Linked DNA regions of Homo sapiens: region 2 is linked to region 1. Evidence: chromatin loops called from intact Hi-C (ENCODE). Cell type or tissue: dorsolateral prefrontal cortex. All regions are shown on one strand. Each heading gives the region's core, and the rest is flanking DNA. Links, peaks and the distances in the headings are about the cores only.

Region 1 (2,924 bases), core at 105-2,604:
AAATAATGATATAACAAATTTAGATATACTTGGAATAGATTGGGCCCCATCCTTGGTCACACCATCTAGGCTGTTGGCAGAGACAATTCTTGACTCTGTCTTCATTCTCAGCTCTTTGGATCAGTCTCAGCCTCGAGGGCAACTTTATTTGTCTTTCCCACTCCTTCAAAATGAGGAACCCATTTACGAGAAATGGACAAGGAAGCAGAATGTTCACAGATAAACAACCCCATCAAGGAGATGTTCTGATTCAACAGTTTCTGATAGGTAGAGTATGGTGCACATTAAGTGTAGTTCAGTTCTTGTTTCCCTTATGGGAAATTTTTCAAGAAAAATATGGAACATTAACTCATCAAAGCTATTACAAATTATTTTATCTGTATACATATGTTTCAGATGGGTCAGATTTAGGATATATTCAGTGTCACAATTTTTACATTACATGGTGTGTGTGTGTGTACTTAGTGGTATATTGAGGCCTCTTGTGTAATTGTAGATGCATTGATATCTATTTTATAGAACTGTTTAAGGGGAGGATGTATTTACAAAGTATAGTAGAAAAAATATTGAAATGGGAAGTTAGGGAATATGTACATTATTCCAACAGCCATTAATGAACAGTACTCAAGTTTGATGCATTAATTTACTCACTGACTCAATAAACCATTAAGAAGAGCCTACTACAGTCTGGGAATCCCTACTCTGAAAATCCAAAATCTGAAATCCAAAAATCCCAAACATTTTGAGCACTGACATGAATGTCACAGTAGAAAATTCTACACCTGACACCTTTGCTTTCTGATGGTATAATGTACATAAACTTTGTTTCATGTACAACATTATTTAAAATGTCATATAAACTTACCTTCAGGCTATGAGTTATGTATGAAATACAAATGAATTTTGTCTTTAGACTGGGGGGGAGTCCCATCCCAAGAAATCTCATTATGGATACGCAAGTATTCTAAAATCGCCCCCCGCCAAAATCTGAAATCCAAAACACTTCTGATCCCCTGCATTTCAAACAAGGGATGCTTGACCTGTCTACACCATGTACAAATGAGGAGTTTGTTTTTGAAGAGCTCTCAACAATTCCCTTATATGGAGTATTTTACTTTGATGTTATTTTGGAGATCTATCGATGGAGTATTTTTGTTTGTACAGAATACTATCTGGCCACAATTAAGACACTGTTCTTTGGGGGAGTAGGAGCCCCTAAGAATATGGCACTCTTAAACCAGAAAGTGGCACTCGTTTTAGTGCCAAGCACATTTGCTTCCAGATTCTTTCACGCTGAATCTTCTATGGAGGGAGTAGGAATGGCAGAGGAGTCATAAGGGGACAATTCTCAGAACTTGAAAATTTATTCAATCCTCATTCTTTGGGGATCTGGCAGTGCAAACAAAACAAAACAAATCCCCCCAATGCTTATATCCAGTTAACAAGAGACCTGACAGCCTGTAATCTCTAAGGAATCTTGACTTCTCATCATGAGTAAGCCCTGTCACTAAGCAAAAGCACATTTTATAAAGCAGGCTCATGATTTATGAGCGGTCCTGTGAAGATGCATTTAGACCTGCCAAGTTTTCTTAAATTGCCAGCAAGTCCCCCAGTTCTGGGACAGGAGGCCTATTTGCCCAGGATGCTGGGCAGCCGGGCCAACAGTGTCAGGAATGGAGAACTGGAGCCCCGTTTTGTGGCTTCCCTGAGTCCAGCTTAACGGGATCAGCAGTCTGCTCCCCCATTCACTGTATTCATCCCTTTCTGTTTTCCTGGGATTACAATCAGACTGGCAAACCTAGTTACTAATGATGTCTTCCTTTTCCAGATAATATTGGCTGGTGGCACCTAAGGTCACCACAGGGAGCAGTGTACCCATGCAAGCACAGGGTTATGACAGGTGCAGCTGGGGAGCACATTCAAAGGAAGGCACAGGCCACAGGGCCAGGGCCACAGAGGAGTCAAAATGTGAATGTGGCCACGGACTGGGGGAGGAAGACATTGGAGCTCATGTGTGAGGAAGATGTCTCAATGCAGAGTGGTTTAAGTTGTGACAAGGACATGAGAAAGTAAAAGCAATGACAAAATGTACTCCTTCAGTGAGTTAAGAAAGGCAGGATCAATCCTGCATAATAAAAAACAGGGCATGGCTTAAAGATGACATATTCAAAGAAGTCTGTTTCTACTGAGAGCACTCTGGTAAGGTAACTGAGTTATATCAGCTCTGTGCTGCTGATTAACAGTTTTAAGAAATTGTTGCACTTTCCTAGTTTAAGTTTGTCTAGAGCTTTGGGCTTGCACACAAAGACAGACAAGGCGATTTGATCTCACAATTTTGAAACATGAAGAAATCACCAACTCCAAAATGCTTACAGTCATATTTAGTACTATATGAAATGTTCCTATAATATAGTGCAAGTAAAACAAATCTACATCCCCAAATAAGTTGTGTGCCTTGAACTTACTCCCTGGGATGTAATGAATTTGCTTGAGCATGCACACCATTGCTCAAAAAATTTGGAAAGTTTTCTTTTCAAATCGTCTTCCAAAGGAATGCCATTCTTTAATTCCAAAGGAAGAAAACTCTGGTACTGCGAGAAAAGTTTGATTTTGTCAATAACTAAATAAAATCATCCAGGGCCTTGTTTGATGATTCTCTTGAGGGGTGCTGGTTTTGGTAAAAGCTAATATGTAACATAAAAGAAGAGATAGCTTCTATGCACATTTTATACACCTTCCCTGAAGTCATCACCACTGGGATCATTACTGTTGGTGAGAAAAGAAGGGCTGGGTTTACCTGGTGGTGATGTCCCACTGACACTGAAAGGTGGTGTCCACAACAAACTGAACTTAAGTAACGGAAAACCCAAGGTACTTGGAAGAAATTCCTTTCCTCAGATGGGAACATCCAAATCAAAAGGACC
Region 2 (2,924 bases), core at 232-2,731, 75 kb after region 1:
AACTACAGGTCCAGCTAAGCTTTGACAGCTGAGGAAAGCGTCCCTTACAAAAAAAAAAAAAGATTTCATTTGAAAATGAGAAAGACAAGTTTCTGGTTTCTTTTTTCATTCTCAAGTGATTAGTGAGGCAGGGTATAGAGATAGCCAAAATAAGTGTTAGTTTCAAAGCAATTTTAATTGATTATTTTGTGTTAACTCCTGTTAATTGATGATGAACTAGAACCAAAATTTACTTCCAAGAGTTCATCTAAGTGATATGAATAAAAATTAAATTCTAAGTAGGTAGTAGATTTTGTTCATTCATTCATCTGATATTTATTGAGTTCCTACAAGTGCCTAGTCCTCTTTAGGCATTGAGGAATTCAGCAGTGAGCCAAACAGACAAAAATTCTTCCATTTGTAGTTGGGTGAGACAGATAAACAAAATAAATAAGTACATAATTCTGTAGCATGTTAGAAGGTGATGAAAAATAAAATAGGGACAGAAAGTGTCAAGGGTTCAGCTCTGCATAAAGTACTGTGAGGGGTTTCACTGAGAGGTACTAAGGCATGGTGATCACTGGGAGGAGAGAGTCCTGGGCAGAAGAAAGGGAGCCTGCAATGTTCTCCAGGGAGAAAGTGCCCAAGGTTAGAGCACCTGCAGCCCTGGGGTGCCAGGCAGCAGGACTTAGACTTAGTGGGGGCAACAGGGCTCCAGACAACTAGGGCACAGTCATTGTTAGAGCTTCCATATTTACTCTGAGTATCCTCAGAGGCCTTGGGAAGTAGGGAGTGAAGTGATCAGACTTGTGTTTTTAATTATTATGCTGATACTTATGCTGAGAACACTCTGCTGGAGAACTGAAGCCAGCAGGCTAGCCATGGGGCAGAGATATACAGGTGAGAGCATGGTGGACCAGGGAGGAGAGAAGGTGGTGAGAAGTGGTTGATCCTGGCTAGATTATGAAAATGTGGGTGACAAGATTGGCTATTGGGTAGAATATGGGGTTTAAGAGATAAAAGGAGTTAAGCTTGGCTCCTGTATTTTATTAACTAAAATTCTAGGAATATACCATGATGGATTTGATGTGGGTTGTTCAATCATTGTGATCATATTTATTTTAAATTCATAACAACATGGAAGAGGAAATGCCTTCCTCAGTTATTGTGAGTATGGGCTGAGATCCCAAAATGATCTCTCCTTGCAGGCTTTGTTTCTTCTAGCTTAAAGGATATTTCTCTCTTCTTCCCCTCCCCCTAGCCCAAGATTTTCTCTTTAGACTTCCTAATCTTCATAACTGATTTTTGTCTTTTGGAAGGCACATTTTCCTTAAACAGTCATGTTAAGAATAACTAAGATATTTTACATTTTTGCAGTAATTGTTCACATTGTTAATAATCTGCATAACTTTTCCTATTATGCAGTATTAAAATATTTTCCAAAAAGCCCCAGTCTTTTACTATGCATACCTATCCAGAGTTTTCCTTGAAATAGCACAGAATATCCAAAACTGAACTTTTTTTTTTTTTTTGCATTCTCTTCCTGTCCCTATTGTTATTTTCAGAAGTTGAGCACAGTTAATGGGTTGCTCAGAATTATTGTGGATAGAGATGCAATGTTTGTGCAACTGGTAAAAATTTGAAACATAATAAATGCAGCAACTGTACACCTAGGCATTCTCACATGATCGATGTCCCAATTTTGAAATGCTAGAATTAGGCAGACAAACAAAAGTGACACAGCTTTCCTGTCACCTTTATTTTTGCCAGACTGACTCGAATGAAGATCACTATTGACTGTGGTGTTCCTGATGGGTAATTATTTCAGCACCAGCTACTGAAAAACTCATAGCTATAATTCAACATCTGTTTCCCCTTCCAAAAGGGCACAGACCCTGAAAATATTAAAACCATCATGGTGACTAAATAATCTTAGCAAGTTGGTCCAGTTTAGACTCTCCAAATATACTGGCAGAAAGATGACCAACTCCATCTGGAGTTTGCTATTATTTCTAGGAATTTCCTTGTAAGATTGAGGGTGTTGCAGTAATTTACTTGGCTTCCTCATGGCAGAATGCAGTTGAAGACAACAGTCAACTTCCATCTCCAAGGTGCAGATGGCCAGTTCTGGATAACCTTTCCTAATGGCAGACTTTATGGAAACAGACCAGTGGTACAACTAAAAACGAACTTCATGAAATTTTTATTTTCTAACTTAAAAAAACAAAACTACTTATTGAAGAGGTGGGGTTTTCACTCTGTCACCCAGACTGGAGTACAGTAGTATGATCATAGCTCACTGCAACCTTGGACTCAAGCAATCCTCCCACCTCAGCCTCCTAAGTAGCTGGGACTACAGGCACATACCACCATGCCTGGCTAATTTTTAAATTCTTTGTAGAGACGGGGGCTTGCTATGTTGCCCAAGCTAGTCCTGAACTCCTAGCCTCAAGTGATCCTCCTGCCTTGGCCTCCCAAAGGACATAAAACCATTTTTAAATACAAAAGACTGTTCCATTGTACAGTCATTCACCTAAAAGGTAGCTCATTTGGAACAACTACTAATCTCCGCTGAGTTCTAAGCCTTTTTTCAGTATCCCAGGACTTATCTGTCAATTTACTACTAAGTTCCTTCTGATCCATTTTCTTTGAAAAAAATGAAAAATATACTAGTGTCCTCCAAATTCTATAATCAAATCCACACTAGACTATGATATATAACAGAAGAACATCTAAAAACTGAATTGTTAATGAAAAACTAGTAACAAGAAAATGTAATCTCTTCTCTCTTCCTTTTTTAAAAAGTTAAATATTGTCAGGAATCCTCTTCCATTCTATTTAAAGTACTTTAAGAAATCATGTCTCTAAAAATGACAATTAAAAAATTATCAACAGGAGGGCATACCTCATGAGATATTGACAAGATGACATTTCCAAGGCCCACA

Evidence for each region. A loop is a pair of places that touch in the nucleus more often than their neighbours do. Peaks named below come from ENCODE experiments on the same cell type or tissue, not always from the same donor. Only the 100,000 strongest peaks of a DNase experiment are listed, where the experiment ranks them.
Region 2: a loop joins it to region 1, with 2.1 times the contacts of the local background. A loop is called at or near these places in 1 of 110 quality-filtered maps.

The regions. Positions count from the first base shown.
Region 1 is chr5:11,389,045-11,391,968 of GRCh38, forward strand. All of the region lies in intron 6 of CTNND2 (catenin delta 2), which reads right to left. Among named protein-coding and RNA genes, the nearest start is that of CTNND2, 510 kb to the right of the region's middle. In dorsolateral prefrontal cortex, for the core only: no CTCF peak of the experiment used is centred there; a DNase peak (open chromatin) is centred at 1,649; H3K27ac peaks cover 2,500 bases.
Region 2 is chr5:11,463,807-11,466,730 of GRCh38, forward strand. All of the region lies in intron 3 of CTNND2 (catenin delta 2), which reads right to left. Among named protein-coding and RNA genes, the nearest start is that of CTNND2, 440 kb to the right of the region's middle. RefSeq lists a silencer at 2,637-2,813. In dorsolateral prefrontal cortex, for the core only: no CTCF peak of the experiment used is centred there; no DNase peak of the experiment used is centred there.